Regions from separate parts of the Mus musculus genome. Here regions 2, 3, 4, 5 and 6 are each linked to region 1. A link is a loop called in an ENCODE intact Hi-C map of the cell type or tissue named here. Cell type or tissue: heart. All regions are shown on one strand.

Region 1 (4,000 bases):
CCTTGGCTCCACTCTAAACGTTCCCAACTGCCAACGCAAGGGTAGCTGACCACCTTGCCACATACAGCGGGCCCTGAATAAGCAACCACTTGTTGTTACCCGTGTGTTCTTCGTTTTCCTTCCCCCAAACAAGGATAAAAACAAAATCTCCATTTTATTTTTGTGATTTTTTTTTCCCTACTGTAATTTAAAATCCCTTCTTCTGGAGGCAAGATTGGAAACCTTGCTGTGGAATCAGGCTGTCAAGACCTGCCGCCTCCAGCTACGACCGGTTACATGAGCTCTGTGATCTTCTGCACATCAGTTTCCTTGCTGCCATTCTCAACAAGAGAAAAACCAGAAATGACCAGTGCTTAGGGCTACGGTAACTGTGATCAACACTCAGGCTGTGCCTGGCACGGACGGTGTTCAGTGAAGCCTGCTGCTTTCGCTGGCCCATTTAATCCTGTGAATCCACAGCCCGCTGCTGTTGGATTGAGAGTCTTCTCGATTTGCTTGTTGTATCATCAGAAATATAACGCCCGGGCTTTCTTTGAAAGTCACCGCACGTCTTTTCTAACGCACGTGTGTTGTTTGGACAAATGGCAGAGAAGAACCAAAGCACGTGCAGGACTCAAAAGGACTGAAGCTGAACCGGTAAAAAATAACCAAAGTCACCAGGTCGTTCTCTCAGAAATGCCTGTTAGGCCACCATCGCTCAACTGTCCCTCTGATTACCCCCAAGACATTAGTCATCTGTAATTCAACAGGAATTGAGGTTACATAGGTGTGCATCTGTCAAAGTCATCGAACGAGGACACTTGGGACATACACTCACTGTAACACATCCCTTAATCCAGCTGGTCTCCCTTGTCAAATCGTGACATCTCAAGGACATCAAGGAACAAGTATTCAACTTTTGAACTCTCAAAACTAGACCTTGCCTAGCCTGTGTGAGGATCACAGTAAACACCTCACTGATCAAAGGAAGACAAACTCAAGAATTTGAGGGCCTGGGGCTGGAGAGGTGGCTCAGTAGTTAAGAGCACGGGTTGCTCTGCCAACAGCCACAAGGTGGCTCACAACTGTCTGTGACCTCAATCCCAGTCAGTGGATCGGACATTCTCTTCTGGCCCCGCTAGGGACAAAGTACCTAACGGTGCACAGGCACGCATGCAGGCAAAACACTCCTACACATACAACAAGTAGCTTAAGAGATTTAAAGAATTTAAGAAATTATATGTATTGGAGTTTATTCTGAAAAGCACTCATTAGGATTGTGAGAGTAGAGGCACACATCTTTAACCCCAGTGCTTGAGAAGCAGAGGCAGGCAGATCTCTGAGTTCAAGGACAGCCTGGTCTACAGAGTGAGTTCCAAGACAGCCAGGACTACATAGAGAAACCCTAGTGTGGGGAGTGGGGGTGGGGGACATCAGAATGAAAATGTCATAATGAAATCTATTATTCTATATGTTAACTTTAAAAAATGAAAGTACTATTTTAAGTAATGATTATATCTGGAGAGTTATTGCAAGCATTTAAATTTAACTCATTATAAAAAGAACTCTGTTAATGAACAAACTAGTGGTTTCAGTGCCTTGCACTGTTCATTATATATGACCCTACTGCCACCTAGTGGAAATGCCAGGCTATTACCACACTTGAAAAGTCCCAAAAAGAAGACAAGACTCCCAATTGGGCTGATGGGACAGAAAGCAAACATAATTAAGCCACAAACATGCAGGAGATCCCACAAGGGAACATTCCTTTCTGCTTTGATCACTTCTGTGTGCCTAGAGCCAAGGAGATTGGCAGAGGACTTTGTTGGCTTTCAGAGACTATTTATTAGCTCACTGACAAGACCCAGGGAAGACATTTAGTCATTCAAAGGCAATAGAATTTTATTCAGACAATGGATTGCTCAGTATTTAAAGGAAATGAGCTATTAAGCCACAGAAGCAAGGATCAACTTTCAATGCATGTTGCAAAGCGAAAGAAGTAAACTTGGAAGGGTTATACACAGTATGATCCAAATCCCCGTGACATTCGGGAGAAGTCAAGGCCACAGAGGCAGGAAGAAGAGCATCGGTGGCCAGGACTGACTGAGAGAGAGAGGAGGGGATAGATGGAACTGGAGACATGTCACACCCACTGGTCCAAACTCAGAGAATATGCAACACTAAGTGAATCTTAATACAAACTTTAGCTGTTAGGTGATGTGTCACATGAGTCAGGAGTTGTGATAACTGTACTTAAGGCTGGGATGTAGACGTGAGGACAGCTGTGTGTTTGAGAAGCACAGTACATATGTTACCTCTTTGTATCTCTATACCCAAAACTAGTCCAAAACACAAAATCGACTTTAAAAGAGATTACACACACACACACACACATGTATACACACACACATGTATACACACACACACAATGCTTCACTCTGACCTAAGAGTCCTCTGTGTAAAATCTGCATTTAATGAGTACATCCAAAGCAGGATGCTTGCTAGATGTGGTGGCATAAGCCTGAAAGCCAGCATTTATCAGGCTAAATTAGGTGTTTAAGGCCAGCCTGGAGAAAGGGGTACTTCCTAGTCATCAAGCAGTTTGATGGTGCTTACTGGGTATCACACGCTGTCTTCCCCGTTTCACAAACATCAGATCATTTCATGTATAGAGAATCTGTGACTGCCACTCCTGGCTGCCAATCTCACATCTGGAATGAACTACAATCCAGAAGCAGAGGGCACACCTACAACAGATTTTTTGCTTGGTTAGAAGTGTGTGGATCCACTTCTAGTCAGGACTTTTGGTGGAAAGGCACTCACCTTTTATCTGTATCTTAAGGTGGGAAGACACACCTATAATCCGGGCCACACCTTCTGCTGGAAGCCTACATAAGGACTTAGAAGAAGGAAGCTTTTGCTCTGTGCCCGCTTGCTCTTCTCTTGCTAGCCAAGTCCATTCCTTCACTGGCATTAGATTAGAGCCTATCTCTTAGGGATGTGTCTACTAGCAGAGACATCTAGCCTCATGGACTGACAACTCCTGGATTCTTGGACTTTCTGTTCACAGCCTGACATTGTTGGATTAGCTGGACTGCAGCCTGTGAGGCATCCCGATAAACCCCCTTTATACAGAGAGAAGGATTCATTAATTCATTCTTTCTCTAGAGAACCCTCATACGACATTCACCACAGTCCTATGAGAACCACATTTCTGTCCCGTTTACTAGACAGGGACATTCAGACACAGAGACCATAAATGACTTGCCCAGAGTCACACAGCTGGCGAGTTGTAGAGATGATGACTCTCACTGTCGACACAAAACTCTGTCAGACACGAGGCAAAAAAAAAAAAAAAAGTGTGCCTACCAGTGGTGTGACTGTCTACAAAACACAGAAGGGAAAAAAATTTAAAGTACTATTAGATCAAAAACTCATGTATTTATTTTTTAAAGGCAGTATTATTTCTATGTCCAAATAATAAAATTTAGAATACGTATATAAAACACTAGTTTCAATAATTACTAAAACTAAAATTAACTATTTTCTTAATCTGTAGTTCCTCTATGAATAGAGATGTACAACTGTCCTGGCTTAGTCTATGTGATGGTTAATAACATGAACTTAAGAGGAAGGAGAATTACCTAGGAGGGGTGGAGAGATAGCTTAGAGGTTAAGAACACTTGTTACTCTTACAGAGGACCTCAGTTCAAGTCCCAGCACCAACATAATGGTTCACAGTCATCTATAACTCCAGTTCCAGGGCATCTGATGCCCTCTTCTGACCCCTGGGAGCACGAAGCATGAACACAGTAAACACATAAAACTTGCGGGCAAAAAGTAAAATGAATAAATCTAATCCAATTGCGCAGGAGCCACACCTCCGGCACGCCCGTCAGAGATTGCCTAGATTGCCCTGAACTGATCTGGGCCTGTCCACCCTAACTGTGCTGACACCATTCCATGGGCTGAAATCCTGGACAGAATCAAAAGGAGAAAGCAAGCTCTGCACCCTGCACAC
Region 2 (4,000 bases), 160 kb before region 1:
TTCTTGGCAAGAATATCAATGAGATGTAATGTCAAATATTTTCTACTTTCTATCATTCTACTATATATCATTTAATATAAATTAAATCATTTATCAGATCTCTCTGATCTCTCTAAGTTGTTGAGTTCTAGATAGGGAGAGTGTTTGCCAGGAAAATACCTAATACCGTGTTGTCCTTTCCTGACCACTGGGTGATTAGATAATCACCTACTAGAACAGTCATTCCTGGGAGTAGATACTGCAGATCACTTTTCACTGCATAATTAAGATATTAGGCATCCAGCAAAAAAAAAAAAAAAAAAAAGAAATGTTCTAAGGAGTAAATACAATTGAGTGGCTACTTGCACTTCTTAGTCTAGTCATAAACAGACAGAAGTCCATAAAAAATGAAAGCCGGCAGAGCTGAGAGTCGGGAGCTGGGGAGCTCAGGTACAGGATGCTTGCCTCAGGAGCTCCACGGAGGAGGCCCTGGCTTCATCCTCAGGGATCCCCCTGCTCACAAAGGCTACTGCAAAGGCACTCTGCCCAAGCATCACCCACAGCATCCCTGACAGCGAGTCCTACACATCTGTGTTCTGTTTACTTTGTTTTCCTTTTTATTTTGTTTTGCTCCTGCAATTCTTTAAGATACCTGCAACAGAACATTCTTTCCAAAGGCATAGAAGTCACAACTATTTAACAGTTCTGGTCCCTAATATTTAATAGAAATGGTATTGCTTAATATAGAAACCCAAACAAATTAAAACTTGGACCCCTCCCCCACCAAACAAACAAAACCCTGGAGTTAGGGGGCTGGAGAGGCAGCTCCATAGTTATGAGCACTTATTCCTTGCAGAGGACCTGGGTTCAATTCCCAGCACCTACGGAATGACTCGAAACTGTCCATAATTTCAGTTTCAGAGGATATGATGCCCTTTCGGGCAACAGGTACGTACATGTGCAAGCCTGCATGCAGGTAAAATACACATACACATAAAAATAAGAAATATCTAAAATTTAAAAAGTTAATAAAGGGAGGACGGCTAAAACTCTTCTATGTGACAGAGGAGCAAAGGCCCAGCAGCCAGGGATAGGATCCTGGTTTCTAAACTCTTTGCTATGAGAAATCAGGGCTCACTGAAGACATGGCTGCTCCCAGGACACAGCAGGAAATACAGAAGATGAGCCTGGAGCATCATAGAAAGCTATAATGTTGGGATATACTTTTAAAATAAATAAAAAGTTTCACAATGATTGGGGGATGTCAAAGGGACATAACCCAAGGAGGTGGTCGAAGTGAGGACACTTTGCGAGTGACAAGCTAGGGTAGATTCCAATGTAACTCAAAGTCCAAAACTAGAGTCTCTAAACATATACTGATACAAACACCTAATAGATGAAGACATAAATATTCCCTTGAGAAAATTGCCAATAGCATGTGTAACCGTCACAGACTCCTTTCACAGGTAGGACAAAACCCCAAGCCCATCAGTGTGGGCTGAACACAGCAGTGTTCTTCAAAAGACTGTGGGGAAGATACACTGGTTATGTGATTAGGGCCAACACCAACTGGTCATGTGATTAAGGCCAACAGCAACAGTAAGTCACAGCTTTCTCAGGGGTTGGGAAGAAGCCAATAGAATCAGAACTTTCCCTCTATGTAACCCATATCTGCATGTAACTCCACCCAATAAAGCCCACTTCAACAAATGTGACCTTCTGCTACATAAGGTTCGTTCTGCAATCCTTGACCAATAATCGGGAAAACAGGCAAGACTGTCAAAAAAGCAAGTCTGGGAAGTTGTCACAGTAACTGAAAGCTGGAATAACACGATGACTAGACTGGTATGGCAGGATACAAGATCGGGAAAAGATTGTTATGTGAAAGCTAAGAACGTCTGTATAGCACAGACCTGTGCACTGTCACTGTCCACTAACTATAGCAGTGTGCAATACTAGGATAACAGTAAACAGAGAAAACTTGGTAACTCTGCGCTATCATCACAATTTTGCTCTAAATCTCAGATACTCTAAAAATTAAATGTCTACTGTTAAATTGTATATACAATGTCTAACACCAGGCAGTACCATACACAATTTTAGGTTTCTGTTAAACATGCCAGTGTGAATTTGTAATCATCATGAGATACACAAGCCGGGGCCCAATAGCTTCTATCCTGGCCACAGTACCAAGCTAACTTTTAGTAGTGACATATTCTTGCTCTTGGCAGCTTCAGTGACATTCTTATAATATTTGACCCCACCCCCATGCACACATAAAATTAATAAGATCAATATGTCCCCATCAGCCGTAAGCATCTAAATCAGGGTGGCCATATGCAGGAGTGACCCTGCCAGCAGGTGGCTCTCAATAACACAGAGACTTCACAGTCAAGGCAAGTTTTCTAATGACAGGACAGATGAAACCAGCCACTCTATGAAGCCTCTGAGCAGAGAGTGGCACTGATTCGTTAAGAGCCATCAGCAGCTTGGCATGAGAAGAACACTTTGCTTACATCTACCGTTCAGAGGATGCTAAAGAGAGACGACATTCATTTCACAGGCCAAATGCATGTAAGATAAAGCATCCAATTCTGTTGTTTGTTTTGGTTTGGTGGGTTTTTTTTGGTTTTTTTTTTTTTTTTTTTTTTTTGAGACATGGTTTCTCTGTATAGCCCTGGCTGTCTTGGAACTCAGAGCTCTACATGCCTCTGCTTACTGAGTGCTGGGATTAAGGGCATGCACAACCAGCGCCTGGAATATTTTCTTTTCTAGATTACATAAAAAGATAATATAAAGTGAACACATTCAATAATTAACCATTCTTCCAGGAGCCTCTAATTGACCAATGGGAACTAAGGCTTTTTTTTTTTAACTTATAATTGCTTAATTAACTCTTTTAGAGTAAAGTGAACAGTTACTACACTTGGCACCAAACTTAATTTGGGATTGTACCTCTGGCTGTTCTACATACACCTGCTAGATAAGGACCATCCCTACTCTGCCCCTGTGAAGTCACTGTACTGAGAGCACCAGGAGAGAAGGGTCCTTTGAACGTCCTTTGAATGTACTCCAGCCCTAGGCTTGGGTGTACAGAGAAAAAGGCAGCCAACAAATATTTCTTGCCCTTTAAGGAAGAATGTTTGTGAAATTACTTCATAAACAAGTGGGAATTTGGGGTGTATTGCAGCACAATCACCTTGCCCATTTCAAGGTTTAAAAGTGGTGAGGTGACTGGGGACACAGTTCAGTGGAAGCACACTTGCCCAGCATCTAAGGCCCTTTGTTGGATCCCTAGCACAAAGGTGGGGATTAGGGAAAGTGAAGCCACCCAAAGCCCAGAGGCTGGTCCTGGAGGAGAGAGGCATGGATGCTGAGCAGACAGGGACACAGATACTCGCTGCACAGAGGAGAAAGGGTTAGTTAGGGGTAAGCAGCTTACCCCCAGGAACTGTACTAGGCACTGTGCTTGTACATAGATTCAATTCAGTGCTCCAATAAACACATGAGAGAGGAACTGTCACTTCACTATACCTGACACAGAAGTCCACAGAGTGTCTGTGACTTTTGCTAATGTCATCAGAGATGAAACTTTGGCCTCTCATTCCCTTCTCTTTTCAAAAGAAAGAAAGAAGGAAACAAACAAACAAACAAACTAGTTTCTTATCGTGGTATCATGTGAGATGTTAAATCCATGTGCAGCCTCAGGAATGCAAGCCATTCTGGACAACAAGTATCCTTGACAGCCAGCTAGCTGTCTTACAAACACTCCACAAGAATCCTATCTGTTGACATAGAAACCAAGGTTCAGAGCCTAGAGGCAGAACACAGCAACCTGAAAAAACAAACACTCATAGAGACTAACAAATGCATTCCCTCAGCACAATCCGAGTGTGCTTCCATATCCATCAGCCTGAGTGGATGGTGCTGATAATATGAGAGAGGAGTGACAAGCACACTCTCATACACACACAAACATATACAAACACACACACATAGGAACACACACACATACACACAC
Region 3 (4,000 bases), 950 kb before region 1:
AGCACCGGAGCCCGGGGCTGTGGGCCCCTCGCCAGCAACTTCCCCGCCCGGAGCCAGATTTACGACCCCACCCCCGCCCCGGCTGCGCCTGGCGATGCCAGGCCCAAGCGCCGCGCCGTAAATGGATCGCGGCAGGCGAGGCGGCGGCGGCGGCCCGGCGGGCTCCGAGGCGGCGGGGCTGAGGTTCCCTAGGCTCCGCGCTGCTCCCGGACGGACACACGCGTCCTGACCGCGGGCTGCTCTCCGGCCGCGTACAGCCGCCCTCTCCTTGCCCTGCGCGCAACTGTCAGGAGAAAACGGGACGGCGCATATTGGCTCGGCGACACGCCGTGGCTCCTCCCCGAGTCTGGATCCTTATATTTTGGGAGAATTTCTTTGAACTCAGTTAGCGAGCTCGGGGAAGGAGGCAAGTTCCCACCGCCGGCTCGGCTCGGCGAGGGCTCGCCCACCTTCCCTGCAGCCTCCCTGCGTCCTCGCCGCCGTCCTCCTCCGTTTCGGCCCCGCTAGAGGAGAACGCGCGCTGGCCGGGTGGAGGAAAATGCTAGCGATCTGGATGTGACCGCGAAGAGAGGACGCGTGGCTGGAGGAGGCAGAGAGATGAGAAGACCCATTATTTGAGAACCACCAGCCGTTCCAACCTTTCCTGCAAATTGGTGCTATTACTTCTGGGGTCCATTTGCTTTCATTCTTCCCAACCCCCCATTAAGAAATCTTGACTTGAGGACCAACCCCTACCACGAGGGGGGACGCGTCTGGGTTGGCAGACCTTTTGGATGTAGCCTTGTGGGAACATTTAGACCCTTTCCTCTGGAAGAGCCACCATGAATTCGGTAGCCGGAAATAAAGAGAGGCTTGCGGTCTCCACCAGGGGCAAGAAATACGGGGTAAGTTGTGGCGGTGTCCACGAGGAGATGCGTTTCCAGGGACTCATCTGAGTGGGTGTCCTCTGCTTCCCGGGAGCCGGCGGCGGATGCAGGGTCCCCAGCTCTCGGGTGCACCGGCGTCCCCACGGCCGGCGGGGTCGTGCGTGCATGGAGGCGGGTCTGCAGCTCGCCTGGCTACGGGAATGTCTTCAGCCCTTGGTTCCTCCCTTTCCTCACACCCTTAACTTTTGCAGTATTTCGGGACTTGCAGACAGAGTTAAGCCGAGGGGGAGCATTTCCCAGGAATTCCTCTGCTCTTCCCTCGGATCGCTGCCCTGGAGCGGGGAGCCCGTTTGCTTTACCTGCAGGACCTGGGGTGGGGGCTGTTCCCCGAATGAGTAAACATCCAGAAGTCACAGTCACCCACCCTGCGATAGGGTGTTCTAGGACTGTGTACCTAGGCCCTTGCTGGGGTGGGTACCGGGTTTGAAAGAGTAGGGCGCTGGATTTCTGGGTGTTCTCGCAGAAGCTGCAGGATATCCACACCCCGCAAGCTCTTGTGCTGACCCCAGGAGGAATGGAGGGGGACCTGCGTGCGGGTCACTCTGGCGAGGGTGGGTGGGACAGGACTTCCTTAAGGATTGGTCACTTGAAGGATGGAGATAGATGGAGGGCAGGTTTGCATCAGTGCGGGCAGGACGGCGACCCCCCCCCCCCACCAGCCCTCCGCCGCACGGGGGACTGATGGCTCTACAGGGCCTGACGCCGCGCGTCTCTCCGGCAGGTGAACGAAATGTGCTCGCCCACCAAGCCCTCAGCGCCCTGCTCTCCTGAGAGCTGGTACCGCAAGGCTTACGAGGAGTCGCGCGCCGGCAGCCGGCCCACCCCGGAGGGAGCAGGCTCTGCGCTGGGCTCATCGGGCACCCCGTCCCCGGGCTCGGGCACCTCGTCCCCGAGCTCCTTCACCGGCTCTCCGGGACCTGCATCTCCGGGCATTGGTACCAGCTCGCCCGGCTCTCTGGGCGGCTCACCCGGCTTCGGCACCGGCTCCCCTGGCTCGGGCAGCGGCGGCGGCTCCTCCCCCGGCTCCGACCGCGGCGTCTGGTGCGAGAACTGTAACGCCCGCTTGGTGGAGCTGAAGAGGCAGGCTCTCAAGCTGCTGCTGCCGGGACCCCTCCCGGGAAAGGTGAGCTACTGCGGGGTGCTCTGCGGGAAGATGCGCCCCACCTTAGGATGCTGCCTCGAGGCGCCCGGGTGTAAGGCCCCTAGCTGAGCACCCGGCTTCGCGGCGCCAGGGGATGCCCCCAGTGGGTTAGCCATACAGGTTCTCCCTACCCTGTCTGCAGCAGCATGCCAAAGGGGGCACTAACAGCCAGCTGCTGCGAGTTCCAGGTTCCAATGGCTTATTTGTGGCTCTACCTTCCCTGCATCACAGAAACATATTTTCCAAAGCCAGCATTTCTCTCTTAACACTCCATGTGTCTAAGTGAGGAAGATTAAGAGGTGGCCCGCTGTAAGAGCTGAGCTACATCCTGACCTGCTCCTGGGCTTATTTAATAAGCACATTGGTTCCTCCATAGCAACCCCGTCTGCGTGGTTTGACCGGCCTGGAGCCCCCAGAGCGGAACACAATGCAGTTGTATTTGCACAGTTGGGTCCAAGTACTATCACATGATAATATTTACTCATCCACTTCAAAGAGTTTTTATCAGTGGTTCGAGAAAAACATCAAGAAAACCGCATTACTGGGGGGGAGGTTGCTGACACTGCTCAATGACATTTTCTGGTTTATTTTTTTGTGACTTTTGAAATGAAATATTGTGATTCCGAATAGCAGGGCTTAGGAGTAGCCACATCTGCTTGCCTCTTCTGCTTATCCATGCACACACATGGATGTTTTGTATACCAGGCTTCAATTACACAGACAGCCATAGACTGCTGTAAAATTTAAAACGGGAAAAGTCGCTCCCGGGAGAATTGGTTTTATAAATCTAGAACTTAATCTCGAGAATAATTAACTCTGGGTTATTGTCAATTTGGCATTTTTGTCGTTCCTTCATTAATCTTCCAGGACACCGCAAGAGTAAATCTCAGGGCCAGGATCCTCTCTCAGCCTTACACTGTCTTGATTTAACACCTTTCCCCAAACACAGACCTAGTTTCTTTTTTTCCATTAATATTACTTGATTTCCCACCCCGTTCAAAGTACAGCCCCTGAGACGGCAGGTCCTCTTGGACGCTATCCTTCTCTGAGGAGAGCTTATCTTCTGATGAATCCACAGTCCATCATGTATCCTCGTCTGTGTCAAGTGTTGCAAAGAAGGGACTGTGGAATGGGGTGAGAGAGGCTTGATGGATACACATTTGAGAGATCCTGATGCTTGAGATGTGACAGTGGCTGATATTTGTAATCCTAATAAGTCACAGGCCACCAAAATTATCTTAGAACATTGAAGTCACATGCTCATAGGGGTTCTTCGTGTTGTTGTTTGCTCCTCTGGTGCAAGAGTAAAGAAGCACCAACTCGTATCTTCAAGAAGGGAAGGGGTGCGGGAACACAGACAGGAAGAAACAAAGGTTGAAGCTTAGCTGCATGCGCATGCCTGGTGATTTATGGGGTCATGCGAGAGACGGGGGCCTTTGTTTTTGTTAAAGCCACCTGGAAAATTCATTTCACACTGCTTAGAGGGCAGTGCCATAAATGTTCAGATTTTATTTATTGGATGAAATTAAAGTGATGTGAAACTGATCATATTGTAGAGGGGGCAATGGCTCCAGATGCAGCCAAGTCCTGGACAGGCCAAGTCTCAGTGCTTGCTCTATGATCCAGGGGCATTGAGAGGAGAGCTGTGAGTCTGGGGACGGTCACTGATCTATACACATTAGAACATCATACACAGTTGCCAGAGTTGCAGGGTTTAGCCAGGAACAAGGATGCTTTGGGCTAGCTCATTGATAGCGAGTGAGCTATGGAGCCTTAATATGAACCACCTACTGATTGTCTTTGGGAAGGGTAACTTTGGGGATTGTGTAAATGGTAGTCGCTGTCACCTTCTAATTAGATACAATTTCTATAACATCTTTAATGTTTGCAGCATTGTAATCAAACAAATGCCACGTTGTCTGGTGCCCTCTGC
Region 4 (4,000 bases), 1.0 Mb before region 1:
TATTTCTCATTTCTTTCATATTTGACACATTCTTTGATAACTTCTTAGAAAGGAGGTAATATTTTTGAGACTTCTTTATTTTTTAATTTTTTTATTGCTGGGGATAGAATTTTGTTAAGAGTTTGGGGCTAGGCTTGGTGGTACAGGCCTGTAATTCTAGTTAATCAGGAGGCTGAGGCAGAAGGATTTCAAGTTTAAGGCTGCATGGATCACAGAGTGAATTTAGAGTCTCAAAAAATTATAAGAACTAAAACCAAAAAGGGCTGAGGGTATAGTCCAGAATGAAGTACTTGCCAATACACCTGAAGCTTTAGGTTTAGTCCTTAGTACTGCAAACCATCCAGCCAGCCAGCCAGCCAGCCAGCCAGCCAGCCAACCAAACATCAATACACAGCAAGCACTGTGTGTTGTTAGACTCCTGGTGATGCTGTTGAGATAGTCTGGATCCATCCTTTGTATGTGATTTCCTTCCTTCCTTCCTTCCTTCCTTCCTTCCTTCCTTCCTTCCTTCCTTCCTTCCTTCCTTCCTTCCTTTTTCTTTTTAGATTTGTTATTATATGTAAGTATACTATAGCTGTCTTCTCATTACAGATGGTTGTGAGCCACCATGTGGTTGCTGGGATTTGAACTCAGGACCTTTGGAAGAGCAGTCAGTGCTCTTAACCACTGAGCCATCTCTCCAGTCCCAGTGATTTCTTAATTAAAAGTTCCTGTCTGGAGGAGAGGACTGCTTTTCTTCTCTTTGTCTTTAGAAATTGAAATTTCATAATGGTTTGTCTGGATGTAGATGCACTTTCATTTGTATTAAGGACCTGGTGGCCTTCAAACCAGTGACTTACATCCCTTTGCTGCAGAAAAAGGCCTTGCAGCTATGGCGTTGATTTTTATGTACCTGTTTTCCTTCTTGTTATCTCTTAGAATTCTTCAGGTCATTTGTGTGCTTCCAGACTGTTCCATCTCTGTCTTCTCTCTGCAGCCTTCCTAGCTTACTCTTGTAATGTTTTTACTGAGTTTCTTGCTTCTGATGGCATGGGTTTCCAGGCACTTGTTTTGTTCTTGGATTCATGTTCTTCTTTCCTGTCTCCCAGAGTTCTCTGTGTAGGATCCTTTTTCTTCATGTTGATCTCTACGTCTGTTTTGGTTGTTTATTTTGTGAGAAGATTTTCTTGAATGTTAATGAACTAATGAGATCATAGCTCAAACATAGTTCTAGTCAACTTTTTAAAATTGAGAATAGACTTTTTTATGCAATATATTCTGATATGGTTTTCTGTCCCCCAATTCTTCCCAGATCACCACCTCCCCTCCTATTCAAAACTCACACCCTTTCTCTCTTAGAAAACTAACAGGCTTATACAATGAAAAATAAAGTAAAATAAAATAAACAAACAGAAGAAAAACACCCAAAGAAAAAGCACAAGAAACATTTATAGATGCAGAGATACACATGCTCAACACACAGGAATCCCAAACCCACAGAACTGGGAAACCATAATATATACACAAAAGACTTGTCAGGTAAGTGGAAGGCAGGCAGGCAGGCCCTAACAAAGCACTATGAGACAAAGAATGTCCAGAGATGCCCTTGAGTTTGCTTGTGTTGTACTGCTGGGCACGGGGCCTGGCCTTAAGAGTGGTCCATTTCCCCAGACTCTAGCATCATACAAACAGAACGAAGCAACAGTAAACAGCGAGGCAAGGCCACACTTCCGAAGAAGCAGGTTTGTGTGGTTAGTGAGGTGTACTCACGCCTGGAGCTTCTACACGGAGCCCTCTAAGAAAGGTCTCATTGCACAGCATAGGAGCAGAAGGGTTTGTATTCTGGGTAGTGTTACTGTTATCATCAACTCTCAGGGTTCACAAAGCAGTCATATCCTATCTCATAAAACTCACACTGCTTCATCAGGTAGACATTAAACAACTCACAGTGAGTCAAATAAGATAGATCTTAATTGTTCTTGTTATAGAAAAAAACGGAAATCAGCGAGGTGATAAATATGCTAATTACCTGAGTTGTAGTAATAATTTCACTTTATATGGATATTAAAGCATCTATTTGTATTTTACTCTATATGTATAATTTCACTCTATATGTATATTAAAGTATTCATTAAATATGTATAATTTTAGTTTGTCAATCTTGCCTCAATAAAATATCTAAAGAATTTAAAGCAATAGGAATGCAGGTGAAAATTCTTTTATTATCTTTGCAACTTTCTGTTAAAAACTATACTAAAATAAAATTAATTATTTGAATATAAAATCATTTATAATAAAATAGTTCTTGTCACTCATGAAACATTCCATGAATGTCGTATTTAGAATAGTCATGTTTTAAATGTCATTGCTTACCTACATTTAGAGAAATATAGATATGGCCTCTAGAGGGCAGTGTCGAGTCATGGAAAGAATTTTAGATTTTCAAAATGGACTAAGAAACATTTAAAATGGACTGAAAAATTGTGTGCATGTGCTTATGTGCATGTATATATGTGTGGTGTGTTTGGGCATGCACATGTATGCCATGGTGGACATATGAAGGTCAGAGGACAACTTTGTGGAGTCTGTTCCTTTCTCTCTACCTTTCCTGGGGTTTTGGGACTGAACTCCAGTTACCAGCCTTTTGCAGTAAATGTTGTCGCCCTCAGAGTCCCTTATCAGCCCTTTTCTTACTTTTAAATTGTAAAGTGCACGCGCGCGTGTACGTGTGTGTGTGTGTGTGTGTGTGTGTGCATGCATGTGTGTGTGTGTGTGCGTTTGTGCGTATGTGTGTGTGCTTGTCTGTGTGTGTATGTATAATCCTTTCTCTTTAAACTGAAGAAGATTTATGTTAGACATGATGGCAAAAACTTATAATATCAACCTAGAGATGCTTGGGCAGGAGGATTAAGAGTTTTAAGGCAAGCCTAGGTAACATAGCAGGACTCTATCTAAAAAAGAAAAGAAAAGAAAAACTTTATACCTGCTTTTGCTATTCTGATTGTTTAGAGCTTGTCTCTAACATTCACCACTAATGTGGTGATTTGAATAAGAATGGTCCTAATAGTTTCATATATATGAAAGTTTAGTTACTAGGGAGTGGAACTGTTTGAAAGGATTTGAAGGATTTGAAGGAGGTGTGGTCTTGGAGACAGTATGTCATTGAAGGTGACATGCCAAGCCCAGAGAGTGTGTGTGTGCTCTCTCCTCTCTCCCTCCCTCTCTTCTTCCCTTCCCTTCTCTCTCCCCCTCCCCCTCCCCCTCCCTGTGGATCATGTTGTAGCTTAGCTACTTCTCCGGTATTTGCCTATATATTGCCATGCTCTCCACTATGATGATAATGGACTAACCTCTGAAACTGTAAGCAAGTCTCAATTAAATGCTTTCTTTTGTAAGAGTTTCCATCTCTTCACAGCAATAGAACAATAAGACAGTTTAAAAAACTTTAAAAAAAAATCTCAAAAATCATCTGTAGAGTTTTAACCTTAATGTTCTCATCACCGAGGGCTTGTTAGTGATGAGAGACCCAGGGAGGTGCATAAGGAACATATTATATGTCATTTGTCAGCTCTAATATAATTCAGATGGAGTTACAGAACTGCACTTTGGAATACTAAAGTTAGTAGGTTGATGAAGCTCTGTTGTAAGATAAAGGATTTGATTTTGTAAAGGTAGCTGTCGTCTGTTCTAGAGCTGTTTAGGGGACATAGAAGGATTAGCGGACATGAAAACAATTGTCCTACTCTGGAACAATTTCTGAAGGAATAAGAAGGGAAAATCAAGCTGTTAATTTTAATATTTTCACTGTGTGCTAGTGAGATGCTTGATCCTGAGTCCTATCCTTCCACATGGTGGAAAGAGGGAACTGACTCCTGCAAATTGTCCTCTGACCTCCTTATTCCGTGGCACAAGTATGCCCACACTCACACATATACATGATAAATAAATGTAAACAAATTATTGCTCTATAAATGATCTTCTGGGACAGACTCTTTTTATTTGTTTGAGATTATAATTACAT
Region 5 (4,000 bases), 520 kb before region 1:
ACAGCAGCTTCCAAACCCTGAGAAAGCCCAAGCCAGATGCTGAGGCCACATGTGGGCAGCTGTGGGTGACTAACTCCTAGAGAGGCTTTAGATGACCTCAGCATCCAAGCAGAAGCCAGCCAGGCACTGTGGAAAAGCTGGAGACCCATTCCTGCTGTCTTAGGATTTTACTGCTGTGAACAGACACCATGACCAAGGCAACTCTTATATGGACAACATTTCATTGGGGCTGGCTTACAGGTTCAGAGGTTCATCAAGGCAGGAGCATGGCAGCATCCAGGCAGGCATGGCGCTGCAGGAGCTAAGAGCTCTACATCTTGTTCTGAAAGCAACTAGCAGAAGGCTGGCTTGCAGTCTGCTAGGACAAGGGTCTTAAAGCTCACATCCACAGTGACACACCTACTCTAACAAGGCCACACCTCCTAACAGCGCCATTCCCTGGGCCAAGCATATGCAAACCACCACACCTGCTGTGTTCAATCCCAATTCCTGGCTCAGAACTGTGAACATAATCTTATTGTTCTTCACTCTCCTGAGTCTTTGGATGGTTTGCTATGGAGAGATGAATGACCCGAGCAGCAGCACCATGTACTGTTCAATGGAAGGCAGGATGTGGAGAGGGGAAGGAATGCAAAGCTACTGTATCCGGTGTGACTGTGCTCTAAAGACCCTTTATGGGGTGGTGCTGGTGGCTGTGAAGCACCAGGCAATGGACTCCAGGACAACCTGATACCCCCACACCCCACTGAGGACAGGCGCAGTAACTCCCAGAAATCACAGCCATTGTCTGCTACTTGGTGCTAATCTAAAGTCAGCATGATTCACCCTGTACAGGTGTGAACAGCTCTGCTGCGTCTGTGGATATTATTTTATAAACCACTCTTGAAGAGTTAGGTCACTTCCAGCTGACTTACATTATGATAGGACACAGATCTTTCAGTCTCTGGGTTCGCTCCTGGTGCTACTGTTGTCGTCGTGTGTGCGTGTGTCTCTTTTGCTTTTACTCTGCTAGGCATTTGTTGGGACAAATCCTCCTTGGCTGCAGAGACTTTGGAGCTGGAAAGCACTGAGAGGTCTCACAGTGAATCCCCTCTGTCCACACGACATCATCAAGTCAGACGCCCTGGCCTCTACAGAGAGGAAGACTGAAGGCAGGGCGAGAAAGCCTTAGACTGGTGGCTGCTGTTAGCCTGTGCTCCTGGCTTCTCTTCGGGTTTCTGTAAAGGTGTTCTCTGTCTGACTGTCTATCTGCCTGCCTGTCTCTCCCTCAATCAATCTCTCTTTCTCTCTCCCTCTCTCCCTCCCTCCTTCCCTCCCTCCCTCCCTCCCTCTCTCAACCTGTGTGAGTGTGTGTGTGTGTGTGTGTGTGTGTGTGTGTCCATGTTGGAGGGGCAGAAGATGTGGCTATGGCTAGATGTTAGGAGAAAAAGAAAATTGAAAGTAGTCTGTCTACTGTCTGTCTATCTGCCTGCCTGCTGCCTATCTCTGTCTCTCTCTGCCTTTCTCCCTCAACCTGTGTGTGTGTTGGGGGGGGGGGTGGCAGAGAGGCAGGAGATAGGGTTACAGATCAATGTTGGGAGAAAATAAAAGGACATTTGAAAATGGCTCTGGACTGACACTGGCAGTCAGGCCCACAGGAGGGGCCAGGACAGATGCAGGGAACTTGTTTCTTGTTAATCTGCACAGGTCTGTCCTGCAGTGACTGCACACATATCCCAAGGCAGGGCTTGCTGGAATAGTGGGGAAGAGCAGGAGCTGCCCCACCTTGCAGGCAGCCAGGCTCTGGGAGAAGATTAGAGAGCAACATCTGGTGCCTCATGTTTTATTCTCTTTTCCCTGCTCCGCCCTGGGCCCTCTGCTGCGCTGGACATGCCGGGGTCTGAGACAGGGACCCGAATGATGGGGTCACTATAGAGGATTCTGGATCAGAGAGAACCTTCATGGCAAGTTCTCTGACTTGAAAGCCACTGTGTCTATCTGGTCCCTTTCTACTTATCTCGGGCTGGCTGTGCTTGTGATTTGCTGAGGATAAATGTTCTCTGCTAGAGCCCCTGCATCTCGACTTGAGAAAGGGCTCAGCTGCCACAGCGCCCTCTGCTGGCTTCTTCTCATAGCTCCTGAGCAGAGAAGCTTTGTCTGATGGCTGTGTTTCAGGGGTTCTCTACCTAGAGAGGGACCTGGATTTCTCTATAACTTGACCGACAGCCTAATGACAATGCTGGCTTCTTGTCACCCTGGCAGTGGAAGGCTGATCTGTGTTTCCCCAAGCATGTGTGTAGAAATAAGAGCTTAGTTATAATTAATAAACAAGATTTTCTCTGAGTGATAGTCATATACAGAAGAGAAATTGAGAATAAGAAAAAGAAAAAAAAAGACTGGTAAGTCTGCCAGTGACTTCCATGTGTCTGAAGGTGTCAGTGATTTGACATGAATGGGCAGGCCTGGTGATGGAGGACGAGATCTGGTTCTGGAATGGGATGCCACTTGTGTCTGTCATGGTCCTGGGGCAAATATGTGCCTGGGATGGAAGGGAGCCCTGAATGGGCTCGGGGACTGCCTCCTCTCACCTCGACCCCCCAAACGAAGCTGCAGTAAATCTTGGGCAAGCCATAGCAATGGTAGCTGGGAACTGAGGCTCTCTGCCTTCAGCGCCTCCCAAATGCTACACATGTGCACGTCAGAGGGGACAATTCCAGTTTAATTTCCTGTAGTGGAGTATAAAACAGATTAAGGAAATTTAAACTGGAGCAGGCTTGGTTTGGGAAAAGCTTCTCTCTTGCCATTAAATTTTATTTTTTAATGGTAGCATTTAAAAGGAGCCTGCATGCAGTCTCGCACGGAGGACTCATTTGAAGCCTCCAGCGGGATGCGCTACACCCCCGTTCGGATTCCGAATGTTACACTGGAAATGGCAATGTAGACAGTCAGCTGCTTGAGAGGCAAAGGGCTCTCTGAGAAATAAAGAAAAGGCTCCCACGACACATTTCCATCTCATCACATCTTTAAAAAAAAAAAAAAAAAAAAACAACGTAATTTTAGAATTGTGACCATGTATTAAATAGAATGAATGAGATCAAATTATGATTTAAAGCTGGAAACAATGTGGCTTTCTTATTAATTTTTAATATAAGTATATTAAGTTTATCAAGGATCTCATATGCTTTCTACTGTGAGCCCGGGGAATGCAATAAATGACTTCCCCGAGCATGATTTGAATATGGATACAAAAATCAGAAGGAAAAGAAACACATGATAAGAGCCTGTGTATCGGGTCTCCACAGCGGGACACGGATGAGTTTCCTTCTTCTGCCCATCCCAAGATGAAAGCCATGTGTGGGCTAGGGGAGGTGGACGTGGCATTCAGTAGGGGACATCAAGCAAAGCTGTGCCCACAGGCGGCTCCAGAGCCACTGATTGAGGCAGGCAGCAGGAAACGCCAACGTCTCCGAGGCCCCATGTGAGCTCAGAAGCTTCCCTGCAGACCCCACACCACTCTACAACATCCCAGACCCACTCTAAGTGTCAGGTACCCTGAGGGCTACGCTCCAGGGAGGCTAGATATCCTTGGAGGGATCACCTGTTCACTCATGTACGCTACACTGACAGGCAGTTCCAGGGACTAGGTCAGGGCCATTGCTGTGGGAGGGTCTCTGGCCTTGTCAGACAGCTTGTGCCTATGCATCATCACAGAGAAAGCAGACTGCTGGGGTGCCCACAGGAGGGGCTTCCAGACATGGTCAGTGGCAGAAACCAGGCCAGAAAGAGCTGCTGTTGTTGGGGACGGAGTGACGGCCCTGGGGTTAAGAACCCTGAACTATTATTCTTGCAGAAGACATCAGTGCCATTCCCAGCACCCATAAATCAGCCCACAACTGCCTGTAACTCCAGTTTCAGGAGATTTAGTGCCTTTCTCTGACCCCCATGGGCACTGCACACATATGGTTCACACACATACATTCAGGCAAAATGCACACCCATGTGCGCACACACATTATTGTGT
Region 6 (4,000 bases), 250 kb before region 1:
ACCTACCTCTACTATATTCTTAGTAACATCACCAGGAACTTTCCAAGACCCTATTTCCTGACCCCATAACCCAGAGATAGAAACCTTAAGACTCATGAGGAAATACATAGCAGATCAAGACAACCTTTCCTCAGTCAGTTATGTAACCTAAACTGAGGACCAAACTGACCAAACTAACAAATCCCAAAGCCATCCAGAGACAGCAAGTCCCAGGTTTGATTCCCAGCTGCCACGTGGCAGCTCACAACTGTGTGAAATTCTGAGTTCCAGGGTGTCTTAGGGTTTTATTGTTGTGATGAGACATCCTGGCTAAAGCAACTCTTAAAAAGAAAAGCATTTAACTGGGGCTGGCTTACAGTTCAAAGGTTGAGTCCATTGTCATCATGGTGGGAAGTGCAGTGGCATGCAGGCTGAAGAGGCACACACGCATGATGCTGGAGAGGTAGTTGAGCATACTAAATCAGGACTGGCAGTCAGAAGGAAGAAAGAGATGCTGGGCCTGGGTTGAGAATTTGAAACTTCAAAGCCCACCTCCAGTGACTCATTTCCTCCATACCTACTCCAACAAAGCCACACCTCCTAATAGTGTCACTCCCTGTGATCGAGCATTCAAACACAGGAGTCTATGGGGGCCGTTCCTATTCAAACTAAAAAACAGGTTATATGATAGCCTCATCTGGCCTCTGCAGGCACCAAGCACACATGTGGTGCACAGACATACACATAGCGGAACATCATACAGTTAAAACAATAAAATAGATTTGTGAAGGAGAAGATGGAGGGGAAGAGGAGAAGAAGGAAGATGACAAAGACGATGATAACCAATACATTAATGCAATCAAAGAGATCGGTGGTGTCCTTGTCTACTCCCTCATTTCATAGGAAAGTTATCCCAAAACATGGACAGAGCTGAGACCTGAGGCCACTGATAGACAGCAAAGGTGACTGATTTTCTGTATTGTTTTGGGCTGAGGAGGGGTACAGAGAGGTGACAGGTGGGATCATGAATACTGTAGGTAGAAACAAGCTAGAAGCCCAGGTCCTGAGGGGGTCATGGCTGTCACATAAGCACACACACTCATTTTCCACGCTAAGCCATCAGGCCATGCCACATGCCCTTCCCCTTGGACAATGACACTTCTCACTTTGAAAGCAGCATTGAGACCAGTTACTTCATTCATAGCTTATCTATAAAGTGGGGCCGTAAGGACAAGCCACCAATAGATTAAATTTATCACAATATAAAATGTCACAGTGGGCTCCTCGCTTTCCTTATGGAGGACTACCAATAACTTGACCCCATGAGTCACAGTGGAGCAAGGGCTACCTGCTAGGACTACTCACTGTCCTTAACCTTAAAACCAGAAAATACTAAAATATCAGAAAGAAGCCCTGGGGTATGCAGCTGTCCTAGACCAGAGATAAAAAAAGATAGAATATTAATGAGAAGCCAGCCAGAGTTCACGTACAGTGTGTGAGCATAAACCATCCTCCTCAGATAAACATGACTTCAATTACGTCACATTTTAAAGGTCAAGGGCCTAAAGCCACCCAATCAGCCAGCTTAGACACTAATTCTATCATCAAAAGAACAGGGTTGTAAAAACAATATTTTAAAAACAAAGCCAGTGCCAAACCAAAATTAAGTCAAATGGCATTAACGTTCCTTTGTCTTAGCAAGAAATGAAACAGCTTTCCTTAGGGACCCTTTAATTCCAGCGGGCAAATGCGTTGCGATAAGCCATCAAAACACATGGGAGTGCATGCTTTTTATACAAGCACATGGAATGCCAGGAGAAAGCCAAGACCCATCAGGGTTATTTACCTGCAACAAATAATCCATTGCATTTGACTGTCACATCTGTGAACATCAAAATCCCCTAGTATTAGTCCTCTTGGCAACATCAGTATGGGGGGGGGGGGCCTGGCGGGAAGAAATCTGGGTTGTGTTACTTTAAACTTTTCTCTAATCACTTGGTGTTGAAAAAAATAAAAGGTGCTAATTTCAATTTTCATTTCCTATCAGTATACACTGCACAAGAGCTTGCATTGGAGGGAAGCAAATAAGGAAGTGGGTTTTCTAATCAGTCTCTCTGCCGCCCTCTTCTGTTTAACGGGAGTATAGCAGGCAGGCTCACCCACAGTCAGAAACCTCTCCAAGCCTGGCTGAACAGAAGGCCAGATCCAGCCTGGCAGCTCAGCTTGATAATTTCATTCTCTCAAGGAGCTGTTCATTTTGTGACTGAAATGCATTCGCGCACAATCTGAACTGTGAGGCCCATGTCAGGCTGTGCGAGGCAAAGCTCCAGTCCCTTCCTTGACACTGGAGAGAACGGGCATGGCTGTGTCCACTCAGGAGTGACAGTAATGAGAAACACTGTAAAGACTTGCTGCTGAGAGACAGTTCCCACTTGTCACGGAAGTGTGAGGCCCTGGGTTCCCTCCCAGGAGGCCGGGATGGAGGAACTGTGGGAGATTGGTGGGAGGAGGGAAGGGCCCTTTTGTCCTGTATGCAGCCAGCAACTTCCTGATTTTTTCCCCCACTGAGAACATGAATAATTGTGTGTGTGTGTGTGTGTGTGTGTGTGTGTGTGTGTGTGTGTTTTAAGTCTTTATATCCCCCAAACAATGGCATGACATCTTTTCTCCCCTTTAGTGAGATGTCTGCTCATTCTCCTAGAGGGCTTCTCTCATCTAAGAAGCTAAACATTTCGATACCGAGATTTCTAGTGCATTCCCAGATGACGAGTACCAACAACCTTAACCCAAACATACATCTTCCAAATGAAAGGGATTGTCAGGGATGAAATGCAGCATATGTACAGGTGTGTGTATGCGGGGGGGGGGGGGGCAGTCACTTGCCTGCCACAGGGCGACCTGAATGAGCTGCCCTGCAGCCATGGCTGTCCCTCTCAGGAGTGGTAGTGAGGAGAGACAGTGGGAAGAGAGTTATGCTGGGAGGCAATGACTCAGAAGAGCTTGCCTAGTGTGTGTGAGGCCCGAGGTCCATCCCCAGCACCAACACAACACAGCAGAACAATGGGGCCTTGACTTCTGTGTCTATTTCCTGCCCCAGCCTTCAGCCTGAGAAATACTTACAAGCCTGTATTTGACGACACTCCCCGGCAATACGGAATGCTGGTTGCTCTCCTTTATTCTCCCTTCTTCCTTCACCTCAATGTTTTGAATCTTAGACATTTGCTAAATAGAAATATTGTGTGAAGCTTGGGGGAATTTGCTTAAAACACACACTGTAAGTACCCTCTAAGGCTCTTTACTTCCCGGTTTTCCTCACTAAGATGAAATGGCTATTGCTCCATGGAGCCCTAAGTGCCATACAGGAACGCAGAGACAAAATTCACATGCAAGTATAGCCAAGACAAAAGCCAACTCACCCTGCGGAATCTCTGAGAATCTGCAGACACCACCCACCACTCCCACTGCTGGTCCCAGAAACGCTGCAAAGCAAACAATTGCTGACACTGGCAAGGGCTCTCTCTCTACCTGAGCTGTACCCAGCCCCTGGTTCCCCAGGCTGACCTCCAAGTCAACGTCTTCTTCCCTCAGCCTCGGGATTGTGGGGGTTACAGGCATGGCCACCATGACCAGATCTCTGAGGACTTCTTTGTTTTTTGAGATTATAATATAATTATATTATATCTCCACATCCCTTTTCTCCCTCCAGACTCTCTCACCACCTCTCCTTGCTCTTTTTCAAATCCATGGCCTCTTTTTCATTAATTGTTGTTCATGTGTGTACATCATGTTCGTATGTGTGTGGGTACATACATATGTATTCATAAATATCCAAGGACAACCTGCTCTGTCTGTACAATGTTACTTGTATTTCTCAGGGCTAGTCATTCTGGATAACCATATGGAAGACTACTTCTTCCATTCTCTGAACCACAATGAGCTGTGCGGCACAAAAACCCCAAGGGTACAGAAGTGGCACACATACCCTGGCACTAACCAAAAGATCTTTGATTGCACTTAAGAC

Evidence for each region. A loop is a pair of places that touch in the nucleus more often than their neighbours do. Peaks named below come from ENCODE experiments on the same cell type or tissue, not always from the same donor. Only the 100,000 strongest peaks of a DNase experiment are listed, where the experiment ranks them.
Region 2: it touches region 1 in a loop (9-fold over the local background); 5 of 42 quality-filtered maps call a loop at or near these places.
Region 3: it touches region 1 in a loop (10-fold over the local background); 26 of 42 quality-filtered maps call a loop at or near these places.
Region 4: it touches region 1 in a loop (6-fold over the local background); 8 of 42 quality-filtered maps call a loop at or near these places.
Region 5: a loop joins it to region 1, with 4 times the contacts of the local background. A loop is called at or near these places in 2 of 42 quality-filtered maps.
Region 6: it touches region 1 in a loop (16-fold over the local background); 13 of 42 quality-filtered maps call a loop at or near these places.

What each region holds. Positions count from the first base shown.
Region 1 is chr1:179,475,641-179,479,640 of GRCm38, forward strand. The region is part of intron 1 of Smyd3 (SET and MYND domain containing 3); the gene reads right to left. Among named protein-coding and RNA genes, the nearest start is that of Smyd3, 40 kb to the right of the region's middle. In heart, CTCF peaks have their summits at 1,000 and 1,640 (motif pointing left); no DNase peak of the experiment used is centred here; H3K27ac peaks cover 1,430 bases.
Region 2 is chr1:179,311,487-179,315,486 of GRCm38, forward strand. All of the region lies in intron 5 of Smyd3 (SET and MYND domain containing 3), which reads right to left. It overlaps Gm31349 (a long non-coding RNA gene), which reads right to left. Exons shown (of 2, transcript XR_373746.3): 2 at 1-4,000. Among named protein-coding and RNA genes, the nearest start is that of Gm31349, 15 kb to the right of the region's middle. In heart, a CTCF peak has its summit at 2,331 (motif pointing right); no DNase peak of the experiment used is centred here.
Region 3 is chr1:178,528,742-178,532,741 of GRCm38, forward strand. Kif26b (kinesin family member 26B) reads left to right here and starts at 384. Exons shown (of 15, transcript NM_001161665.1): 1 at 384-884; 2 at 1,648-2,049. The coding sequence starts at 822. In heart, CTCF peaks have their summits at 1,994 and 2,194; a DNase peak (open chromatin) is centred at 1,970; H3K4me3 peaks cover 3,882 bases; H3K27ac peaks cover 3,260 bases.
Region 4 is chr1:178,466,055-178,470,054 of GRCm38, forward strand. The region is part of intron 3 of Efcab2 (EF-hand calcium binding domain 2); the gene reads left to right. Among named protein-coding and RNA genes, the nearest start is that of Gm31289, 36 kb to the right of the region's middle. In heart, a CTCF peak has its summit at 2,386 (motif pointing right); no DNase peak of the experiment used is centred here.
Region 5 is chr1:178,958,384-178,962,383 of GRCm38, forward strand. The region is part of intron 11 of Smyd3 (SET and MYND domain containing 3); the gene reads right to left. Among named protein-coding and RNA genes, the nearest start is that of Gm46249, 180 kb to the left of the region's middle. In heart, a CTCF peak has its summit at 2,100 (motif pointing left); no DNase peak of the experiment used is centred here; H3K27ac peaks cover 1,469 bases.
Region 6 is chr1:179,230,124-179,234,123 of GRCm38, forward strand. All of the region lies in intron 5 of Smyd3 (SET and MYND domain containing 3), which reads right to left. Among named protein-coding and RNA genes, the nearest start is that of Gm31349, 96 kb to the right of the region's middle. In heart, a CTCF peak has its summit at 2,119 (motif pointing left); no DNase peak of the experiment used is centred here; H3K27ac peaks cover 825 bases.